Regions from separate parts of the Homo sapiens genome. Here region 1 is linked to region 2. The links are chromatin loops, found by intact Hi-C in ENCODE. Cell type or tissue: PC-3. All regions are shown on one strand. Each heading gives the region's core, and the rest is flanking DNA. Links, peaks and the distances in the headings are about the cores only. Region 1 overlaps LINC00607 (long intergenic non-protein coding RNA 607). Region 2 has its middle 100 kb from the start of FN1.

The links. Peaks named below come from ENCODE experiments on the same cell type or tissue, not always from the same donor. Only the 100,000 strongest peaks of a DNase experiment are listed, where the experiment ranks them.
Region 1: it touches region 2 in a loop (6-fold over the local background); 1 of 110 quality-filtered maps calls a loop at or near these places.

The regions. Positions count from the first base shown.
Region 1 is chr2:215,744,841-215,750,224 of GRCh38, reverse strand. It overlaps LINC00607 (long intergenic non-protein coding RNA 607), which reads left to right. Exons shown (of 10, transcript NR_037195.1): 3 at 2,831-2,921. Among named protein-coding and RNA genes, the nearest start is that of LINC01614, 29 kb to the right of the region's middle. In PC-3, for the core only: no CTCF peak of the experiment used is centred there; a DNase peak (open chromatin) is centred at 2,734; H3K27ac peaks cover 1,767 bases.
Region 2 is chr2:215,535,528-215,540,911 of GRCh38, reverse strand. No RefSeq gene overlaps it. Among named protein-coding and RNA genes, the nearest start is that of FN1, 100 kb to the right of the region's middle. In PC-3, for the core only: a CTCF peak has its summit at 3,163; a DNase peak (open chromatin) is centred at 3,011; H3K27ac peaks cover 3,300 bases.

The DNA.
Region 1 (5,384 bases), core at 129-5,128, 210 kb before region 2:
GAGAGGATAACTAATCAATCAATCATCAATTTCGACCAAGCCTCTCCAGTTGTGCTTGGCTCCTCTGAGGTTAGGAGACATGAGGAAGGTGAATTTTCAGTTTCCATTTTGATTATTTTAGAAAATACTGAGCAAAACGGCAAGCACATCCTGGTGACCTTTGGGAGCTCTTTCTACATGGAGGGGCACAGGGGCAGCAGTGTTTGAGGACTGTTAGGTGGAACCTACAATTCTGCCTTCGTCCGCCTACATCTGATCTATATATTTAGTAACGATTCTGAGTCAGGAAGTTAGGAAAGTTTTCATGCACTTCATTTGTATCTGTATTTGGCTAAGTTTGTGAGTTGCTATGAGGAAATAAACAAACAAAAGCAGCTCTCCCTCTCCTCCGCCCCCACGCGCCACTCCATGCAGGACAAGGGCTCCAGGCTGATGACGGTGGCTCCGTTTCCCTGACTTACTTCATCCTCTCCTACAGCTCTTTCTGCTTGGAAGCTCAGGGGCTGAGCAGAGGCCCCAGGGCTGTGTCACTATGGAGAAGAAGGCTGCGAGATCGCAGTGTGAGCACTGACTCCCTGTCCCCACACCCCGGCTGCCTTGTTCTTCACCCCTGCCTGCAGCCTTAGCCCTGCTCCAGACTGTGGGACCAGACCTGTCCCTTGTTGGGAAACTGAGGAGTCCAGCAGCATTGGTTACACACTGATGAGCTGCCCTGCTCTGACCTCGTGCTCCAGTTCTGGTAACTGGGCTTCTGCTTTGACCTATGATCCCACTGGGTAGTGTTTTGTCACCCTGACTTGTGTCCCTGCCCTGAGTTTCAGTTTGTCTAAGCCTGAGGTCATTCCTCTGAACTTTAGCTCCTTAGCTAAACTCTGCTCACACCTGTCCCCTATTTTGACCATCCACTGGGCAGCCTGTTTAATGCTTTGTGTTCTGTTTTCTCCTTGGTGCTCAGCTGCTGGTACATCATGGCTCCACTTCCCTGAGGCTAACTCTCCTCAGATTTTGACCCCTGGGATCTACCCTGATTATTTGGTAACTGTACCTCTATTTTACTTAGGATTCTCCACTTAGGGATTTACTTAGGGTTACCACTGAATGGTAGAGCTTCAAGCCTGCTATTCCTATACGCCACTACTTACCTTGCCTTTGGAGATTTCTTTAAAAAAAAAAAATTGACTGCCGCTGCTATGTATTAATTGAGATTCATTTGATTAAAGGGGGAGAAACAGACTTTGTCCAGTTTAAGTAAAAAGAAAAATGTATTGAGAAGATCTGAGTTTAAAAACCAAACCTCAGCAGGGTAAGAAGTAGGGAGGCTCCAGAGACCTTAACTGTGGGAATATCTGGACTTTCCCTTTAGGATGCTCTGTGGCTCAGCTCCAGGACCCTCAGGTGCCGGTCCTCTGAACACAAATCTCCACATTTCCAGGAAAGACAATATGATTAGCCCGGCTTCATTTAGGCATTCAGCCCTGAAGAAAGTAGCCCTGGCTCATGTCACCAAGTAAAGACACGACCTCTGGAACTCACCTCACTGAATCGGGGCAAGTCCCTGGGAAGGGGCCAGGGATGTGAACTGAGAAGTTCACTCCAAGAGTCACACCAGGCATGATCATGCTGGCCTCAGATGACACGCCTCTCCTAGCATGCACCCCCAGCATGACCTTAGTTCCTCCAGCACAGCTGAAGCATTTTTAAAGGCTCTCACAGAAGGCTAGATTTTTAACAAAAACATCGAATAAAAGAGGAACATAAAATGAGAAATACACTTTGTAAAGTAAGATGCGTTAGTCTTCAGCTTGAGATATCTTACCGGATGCCTTCTTGTCTTCTTCAGGGCTGGGTTTGTGTGTCCAAAGCCATCTTTAAGCTTTGCTCCCAAGCCAACTGAGCCAACTCAAAGTTCAGAGGGAGAGAGAAAGGCTAGGAATTCTGTCCTATCTGGCTAAGGCCTGCCTTCAGAGTGCCGTTTTCCCACCTCCTCCTCAGATAAGTGTGACACTGGGACTAGCCTCTCTTTTCAGGAGTAAACCTCTTCCCTTTCTACAGGAGTATGGTCTGGCCTGATGTTTAAAAAAAAAAATACTCTATCAGGGCCGCTTGGGCGCAGCTCACATCTATAATCACAGCACTCTGGGAGGATGAGGCGGGAAGATTGCTTGAGCCCAGGAGTTTGAGACCAGTCTGGGCAACATATGGAGCTCCTGTCTCTATAAAAATAAAAAAAAAATTAGCTAGGTGTAGTGGCATGTGCCTGTAGTCCTGGCTACTTGGGAGGCTAAGGTGGGAGGATTGTGTGAGCCCAGGAGATCAAGGCTGCAGTGAGCTATGATTGCACCATTCCATTCCGGCCTGGATGACAGAGTGAGACTCTGTCTCTGAAAAATAAAAATAAAAACTAAAGCTCCATGCAGCCAATGAAAACATATATATATGTATATATACAGAGAGAGAGAGAAAGAGAGAGAGAGAATCTATCAGAGCACTACCTAGTAAGCCCAACCTAGTAGTCCCGCTATTTATCCACAGGATAGTCACATCTAGTAGCAGGAGATTGATTTATTCTATCACCCAAATGCTAGGACATCTGTGATTTTGGTCCCGGTCATCTCACTGTGGCTTACTGCCATGACTACTGTGTTATAATCTGATTCAGAGTCAACATACACTGACTGTATGTGGGTGATCTGCCAGGCTCCATGGGTAAACATTTATACCTGTGTTATTTAATTCATTATTTAACACAAGTCACATAAGATTCTCTTGGAGAAAGTGTGGTAGCCAAATCTGTTTGGTTAACACTGACTCATCTGCCTTTCTTTTGCAGGCCCAGAATACTCAGTACCTCTCAATGACCCTCAGACGCTGTAGGAAGAGGATTGGTTCACCTTTTAACCCAGAATTTCTCACATTGAATGGTTAGTGTAATCCTTTTCTGTCTAGTCATATTTTTGCTGAACTAGCTTTCAATGGAACACTTTTAAGGAAATGAGAATTTAATTTAATGTTGCCAGCATTTCTGTGAAGAAGGTGCCATTAGTCTCATTTCACAGATGGGAAGACAGAGCCCCACCTCAGAGTCCTCGTACAGCTTGGCCAAGTTCATTGCGTGGCTCTGTGGAGCTCTGATCTGGGTCCTCTGAGTCCAAATCTATGCTTTTTCTGCTGTGCCTGGATCTCCACAGGCTTTGAGACTTGCCAAATTCTGCTGTGTGCCAGATCTGGATGCTGATTATGTTTCATGCTTTTGTTTCACTATGAAACCCTAGGTTTGGGTTGCAAATCCCTAACCAGCCAGAGAGAAAGCACTAAAAGGTGACCTCCCTGGGTAACTTCCAAGGCCACATGCAAACTCCTCTCCTGTTTCCTCTCCTGCTGCCGGCTCCACACACCTCCAGTTATCTCCATTCTTCATTCTAACTTGGCAGGCGATGCACTACACTAGGCCTGTTTCTAACATGGTACCCCACGCCTCCTGGTACCCCACAACATGTGTCATCTTCCTCTCTCCTTGAGTGTTGACTAGACCAAGTGACTCACTTCTAACTAACAGACTATGGCAAACGTGATGGGCTGTCCCCTCCAAGGTTAGATTAGGTACTTGTCAGCGTCTTCCAGAGAAACAGAGCATGTAATGTACAGCATGCAATTATAGAGGTCAGTAAGTCTCAAGATCCCCAAGATCTGCAGGTGGAGTCTACAAGCTGGAGACCCAGAAGCTGATGGTGTAGCTTTCATCCAAACGCTGGCAGGCTCGAGACCCAGGAACAGCCAGTGTTTCCGTGTGAGACCAAAAGAAGGAAACAGCTGATATCCCAGTTCAAAGGCAGTCAGGCAGGAGGAGTTCCTTCTTGGTCGAGTGAGGGTCAGTCCTTTTCTTCTATTCAGGTTTTCAACTGACTGGATGAGGTCCACCCATGTTGAGGAGAGCAATCTGCTCTACTCAGCCTACCAATTTAAATGTTCATTTCATCCTCACAAAGACACCCAGCATAATGCTTAACCAAATATCTGGGTGGCCAAGTAAGCTGACACACAAAATTAGCCATCACAGGTTTCAAAAATCTTCCGTGACTTCTTCTGTCTTGGTCGCACTCTCTCTGGTCCTCTCTGCTTTCTTGCTCTGCTGAAGCAAGCTGCCAGGTTGTGGGCTGTCCTATAGAAAGCCCCACATAGCAAGGAACTGAGGTAGCTTCCAGCCAACAGCCAGCAAGGAGCAGAGACCCTGAGTCCAACAGCTGGTGAGGAACTTCGTCCTGCTGATAGCCATGTGAGTGAGTTTGGAGGCGAGTTCTTACCTGTCTGTTGAGCCTTGAGATGACTGTGACCCTGGTTGACATCTTAATTATAACCTGTTGGATCCTAAAGCAGGGAACCCAGCTAAGCCATGTCTGGATTCCTGGTCTATAGAAACCATGAAATAATAAATGTTATTTTAACACATTTCATTTTGGGGTGATTCTTTTTTCAGCTCTAGATAACTAACACATCTCCAAACTTTTACTAGAAGGGATACCCTCATAGCTGAACAAATTCTACCTATGACATTTAGACAGTACAGTTTAGGGAAGAATACTTACTGAAAAAAATGAGACAAATTCAGAGGAAACTGAAACACAACTTTTCGGAATATTCCGTATCAGCTATCTTGCAATGTGCCCTTTCTTTCTCCACCCACCACTTCCCCAGAGTCATGGTACCTTTTGCTTGTGCCCTGCCCAATCCCACACAGCATAAATCAGTCAGCATCAGACCAACATATCTAGAGACACACTCTATGATTCTTTGTCAGAAATGAGGTGATAATTGATTTGTTTCTGTCTTCAAGGACTATAATAGGTGAAGTGAATGTGACTTTTTTGTTCCCTTTGGGAATCTTGACTACAAAATTATATTTTTCTGCATCACACAAAGGAGCAAAGCATATGCTTGGTGCTATGGACACCTAGTTTTTCATGGAACCCGTACCCAAATGTCCTGGAGCCTCCGTTTCTTTGTTTCTTCATTTTTCAGCTGTAAATTGAAGTAATGAGTCCTCATAGGATTTATGGGAGTATGAGATACTATATCAAAAGGATTACCTGAAATTACATGTATAGCAAAGGGCTTGTGCATAGTAATTCATTTAAAAAAGAAAGTTCTGGCCAGGTGCAGTGGCTCACTCCTATAATCCCAGCACTTTGAGAAGCCAAGGCAGGAGGATCCCTTGAGTTTAGGAGTTCTAGGTTACTATGAGCTATGATCATGCCACCGCACTCCAGCATGGATGACAGAGCAAGACCTTATCTCTTAAAAAAATTAAAAAGTAGCACAATAGCAGAGAATGTCTACCTTAATCTTTAGATACAAAAATAAAAATATTGTAGTTTAAAAACTTGCTG
Region 2 (5,384 bases), core at 119-5,118:
ATGAATGACTGGCCTTCATCCAGACTTTTGGAACAATCACATACTGACTCACTGGGGTCTTGTTACATCCAGTCTGGATTTCAAACTATATATTCAAGCCAATTTCTTCAATCTACAGTGTTATGTCACCATATTTGGGCAAGGACTGAAGTGGTTCTAATATAAGCTTCTAGAAAAGTGAAAAGTTGAAGCAAAATTTTTTTTTCTCTTTATACAAAGTTAAATCACCATGTTTTGGATGCCACACATGAAGTTAATTTTAATGTCCTCATCTATTAGAGTTAAGAGACTTAAAAAAAAAAACTGATGATGTTAAAATCTGTATGTTGCCTTCCCCCAACCCCGTCCCTCATTGATGTTCTTAGCAGAAGTGACCCAAGATCTACACTGGATCTTAGGTGAAGATGGGCATCCTTTTGCTTATATTGAGTTAATGGTGGAAATAATTCTATCTCTATTTGGATACCCTATTAATATCTGAGTCCTAACTCTTAGGATAGACATATAGGCTCAACGTTAAATTGGCTCTTTCAGGAAACACATGAGGCACAGAAGTTGAGTACCTTTATGCCCATGGCTTAGGAATATACTCCCTGAACCTCCTCTGATATGACTTTAGTATCAGATTTTTCTTTGTCAATTATGTGACAAATATTTACTGAGTCCCTTCTATGTGCCAGGTACTCAAATGGGTGTTGGAGATACAGTGGAAAACAGATAAGTATCATCCCTGCCTTCATGGAGCTTATAGTGTAGTGACAGAGACTAACATTAAACATTAAAGAAATAATTACATAAATATGTACTTAATATTAAATAAACAAATAATTACATAAATATCTATTTAATTACAATTACAAAATGGTTATAAAAGTAGGGGAAATGCCCCGTCTCTACTAAAAAATACAAAAAATTAGCCAGGCATGGTGGCGGGCACCTGTAGTCCCAGCTACTCGGGAGGCTGAGGCAGGAGAATGGCGTGAACCCGGGAGGCGGAGCTTGCAGTGAGCCGAGATCTCACCACTGCACTCCAGCCTGGGCGACAGAGGGAGACTCCGTCTCAAAAAAAAAAAGAAAAAAAAAAAAGAGGGGAAATAAAATACTAGTAGAGTGCATAGAAGAGGAATGTAGTTTGATTTGGGGGATCAGGAAAGAAATTAAGTTTTAACTGAAGGCCATTGGGTGGTAAGTGATGGGAAAATGGGAAAGTGGTGCTGGCAATGTTGGCAAGTGTCAGATATTAAGGGCTTCACAGATGAGGTTCAGGATTTGGATCTTTATCTCAAGACCAATTTAGAAACAATGAAGGGCTTTAAGGAGGAGGCATGACCAGATTGTTATTTTGTGATCACTCGGGCCACTATGTAAGAGAATAAACTTGAAGGAGCCAAAGACGACGCAGGAGACCAGTAAATATGTTAATGCAATAGACCAGACAGAAGATAAAGGTGGCTGGGACTCAGGGATGATAAAGAGAAGTGGGTGGTGTGAAGTATATTTATTCATAGAACTTATTTGGGGGTGGAGAGGAGGTAAGTGAGAAGAAAGCACAAAGATGACTCTGGCTCCCAAGTTTATGAAATAAGCAACAGCATGAAAAGAGTTCTCTTTCTTCAACTTTGATGGGAGCTTGGTTGAAGGGGAATAGGGAAAGTTAATTCTGATGTTAAATGTTTGCATTTTGAAACATCTTAAACAGTGAGAAGAGAGGTAGGAAGCCTAGGCTTCAAAATGGTGGGTGAGGAATTCACAAGAAACTCTGGGCTAGGGAGTTCCATTTGGGAGTCACTCATTTGAGCATTTTAGACCTATGCCATGGAATTAAAGTGCTAATTTTGTCTTCCACTGTCCCACCAAAATATATTCGGTGAGTGAAGTTCTCCATCTGTAGATGAAAACATGGACCACAACCATCGTAAGATATCTTTGTGCTTTTCTAGACATAAAAGATGTTTGCAACTGACTCTTCTTTGGGTACTTTCATGGATTCTTTCAAGAGCGCTCATTACTGGGAGCTTCCTATCCCTGAATTGTCACTTCCTTCTTCAGGTGTCAGCACAGTTGGGTTCTAGTGAGGACTTGTCTTCCTTGCTGGATGATTGCTTTCTCTCTGGGTCCTCACATGACAGCATGACAGAGAGAGAGAGAAAGAGAGATTTCTCTTCTTTACAAGACCACAGTCCTGTTGAATTAAGGGCCCACTCTTATGACTTCATTTAACCTTGCATCCTACAGACCCTGTCTCCAGCTACACTAGGAATTAGGGCTTCGACATATTAATTTGGGGGGAACACCAATTCAGACCACAGCAATGGGAAACACTCATACAGCCATTTCCTAAACAAACTAATGACCATCTCTCCTTTACTCCTGACAGCGGAGCAGCCACTGGCCCTTCATTAAATTTCCAAGAGAATTCAGACACCTGACTATTGTATCCCCCAATTCACATATGCACAGCAAAAATTTATTTAATGCAAAATTATACAATGATTTTCAGCCACAACAATAATATTGTACAAGTAAATACAAATAAAGTATCATTTTTACTAATCTATTAACAATAATTTTAAAAAGTTAAAAATATCTGTTGTTGATGAGGTTATGCAGAAAGATGCATTTTTGGAACTTTTTGAGGACCTGTAAATTGATACAACTTTTTATAAAGCAATTAGGTGATATTTATGAAAATATTGAATTGACATACCTTTCGCCCAGTTCTCAGAATTTAACCTCTAGTAATACTTTTTCATAAGAAAGTCCTTGCTGCTTTACTATTACTTGTAATAGGAAAGAAAGACAGACAGAGGAGGGAGGGAGGGAAGGAAGGAAGGTAGAAGGAAGGAAGGAAGGAAGGAAGGAAGGAAGGAAGGAAGGAAGGAAGGGGAAAAGGAAATCATTTATGGCAATCAGAATTCTGACAGGAAACAACTCAGTTCAAGTTAATAAAGTGACTAATTTATGAGATGCTAACATGGATAAGGTGGTGGTGTTCTGGTGCACAATTCTTCCCATCGTTACATTTGGTGACCTCAAGTTGGTATCCTGAAATCAGAAACTGCAAAAGTATTTATACCCACAGAAATTGCCAAATCCTAAACATTTACTGGTTATAGGACTTTGTAAGAGACAGTAAGTCATGCAGATTAGCAACAGCTGGAAGCCATCACCACCTCTAGGCAAAGAAAGGAACTATGTTAACAGAACCAGAATGGAGGCATGGTGAAGGAATTATATTTAGAACAGCTCCGTCACTTCCAGAAAATGCAGCTCAGTGAGGAAGGAAATGGAAGAAATATCATGACCTCTTTCCCCCAACCCCAAATCCGCCATGCTTTCTATTGGCTAAACCCGACCAGAGGCCAAGGTTCAGCATCCTAGAGCATAAAGAACTATAGATTAAAGCAGAGAATAAGCTGTGAAGCAGGCAAGCAGACAATAACCAGCATGTTATTCAATATCCATCAAGAAGGAATGAGTTATACACATTGTAGGACATTCATTAAAATGAATTATCGTGCATATATGAAAATGAATGATGCAGATCTGTGCAGGTTTCTTTGTATCATTATTAAATGATAAAAAGTAAGTAAAGAGTAAGTTACAGAAAAGTATGAGTTTTTAATTCTATTTTTGTAAAAACTATATAAATACATATACTTTTTTTCAGAAGCCAAACAAAATATTTAGAAAAATATACATGCCAAACTCTCTTTTTTTTTTTTTCTTTTGAGATGGAGTTTTGCCTTGTTGCCCACGCTGGAGTGCAGTGGTGCGATCTTGGCTCACCACAACCTCTGCCTCCCGGGTTCAAGCTATTTTCCTGCCTCAGCCTCCCGAGTAGCTGGCATTACAGGCATGCGCCACCATGCCCGGCTAATTTTGTATTTTTAGTAGAGACGGGGTTTCTCCATGTTGGTCAGGCCGGTCTCAAACTCCCAACCTCAGGTGATCTGCCCACCTCGGCCTCCCAAAGTGCTGGAATTACAGACCTGAGCCACTGCTTCCAGCCCTTGCCAAACTCTTAAAGTGATTACTTTTAGAGCATGGGATTGATCAAAGAGGACTTGCACTTTCTACTTTCGATTTCTAATTGTTTGAATTTATAAACATCTATTTATAACTTTTTAAAACAACAAAGCAGTCTGTGTCTGTTTTTTCCTCTCAAAGCATAATGACACTAGGATTGGCAATGCTTTCATATGTGTCATCTAAAAGGAAGAATTATTTTTTCCCCTTCAGCTATGTCCCCTGAGGATTCTTCTAATTGTTCTGTGGAATGTGGAGATGTCTGTGCATTACGTGACTATCTGAAAATCAGCGATTTCAGGTAGTCATTGAGGGAATTATCAACTGAGGGGTGTGCATCAATTCACGTAAAGACATTCTATAGGACTCGAGAGCAAATTTTTGGTGAAGTGGCAGAGGTGTTTTTAGCACTGTACCTACAATTAAAGCATCATGAACTGTAGGAATAGGTTTTAAATTCTCAAGCTCCACTATAGGTTTTTATGTATTGCCTTTGTTTCTATTTAGCCAAAATAGAGAAATACGATGATAATTATTGAAATTTCAATAACCCATCCCCAGTATTTTTGGGTAATGTGTTTAGAAAATAAAGCATTTTGAAAAATGATTCCCACAACACAAAATTATTTTACCAACTAAAACTAATAAAGCTTTTATTCCTGATATTGAGTGCATATAAATCATTCCAGTTAGGGCCCTTTTTTGGCAAAGTTAGATTTTTTTCTATAGACAAGAAGGGCCATGTAATGTTTATTAGATATATGAACAAAAATAATCAGTGTTTTCAAAGCCAACAATGCTTCTGAACTTGAATATATTTAGATTTCTGAGACGGCTGAATTATAACCAACATGGAAAAGAAAACATCACTAAACATTCTTTTGACCAAAATACACACTCCACCCTTCAGCCACTTCCTCATGCAAGCATGTGGACATAAATGTTTATTTGCCTGACCTTGTCTGCTTGTTAACTAGTCATCATAGCTAATTAGAGGACTCCAGGTCTAGTTTGCCCACACTTATCAATGAAACATTGTTAACAGATTCTAGGAGCAGCTATGATAATTTTATCATCACCCCATCATAAGTAAACATCATGAAAATGAAATATTTTCCTCTAGAGATTTATTACTGAAATGTCACATAATGCAAAGCAACTATCGAATGCATCTACTGGATAAGTCAGGTCAAATGAAAAATAACAACTACTATTAACATTAACAGAAACTGAACAAAAATGTTGCTTAAAAAGAGTATAAAATCCCTCATTTTTTCTAATTTAAAATTTTAAATCTTCGTGAAATACATATAACATTTACTATCTTAACCATTTTTAAGTGTACAGTTCTGTAG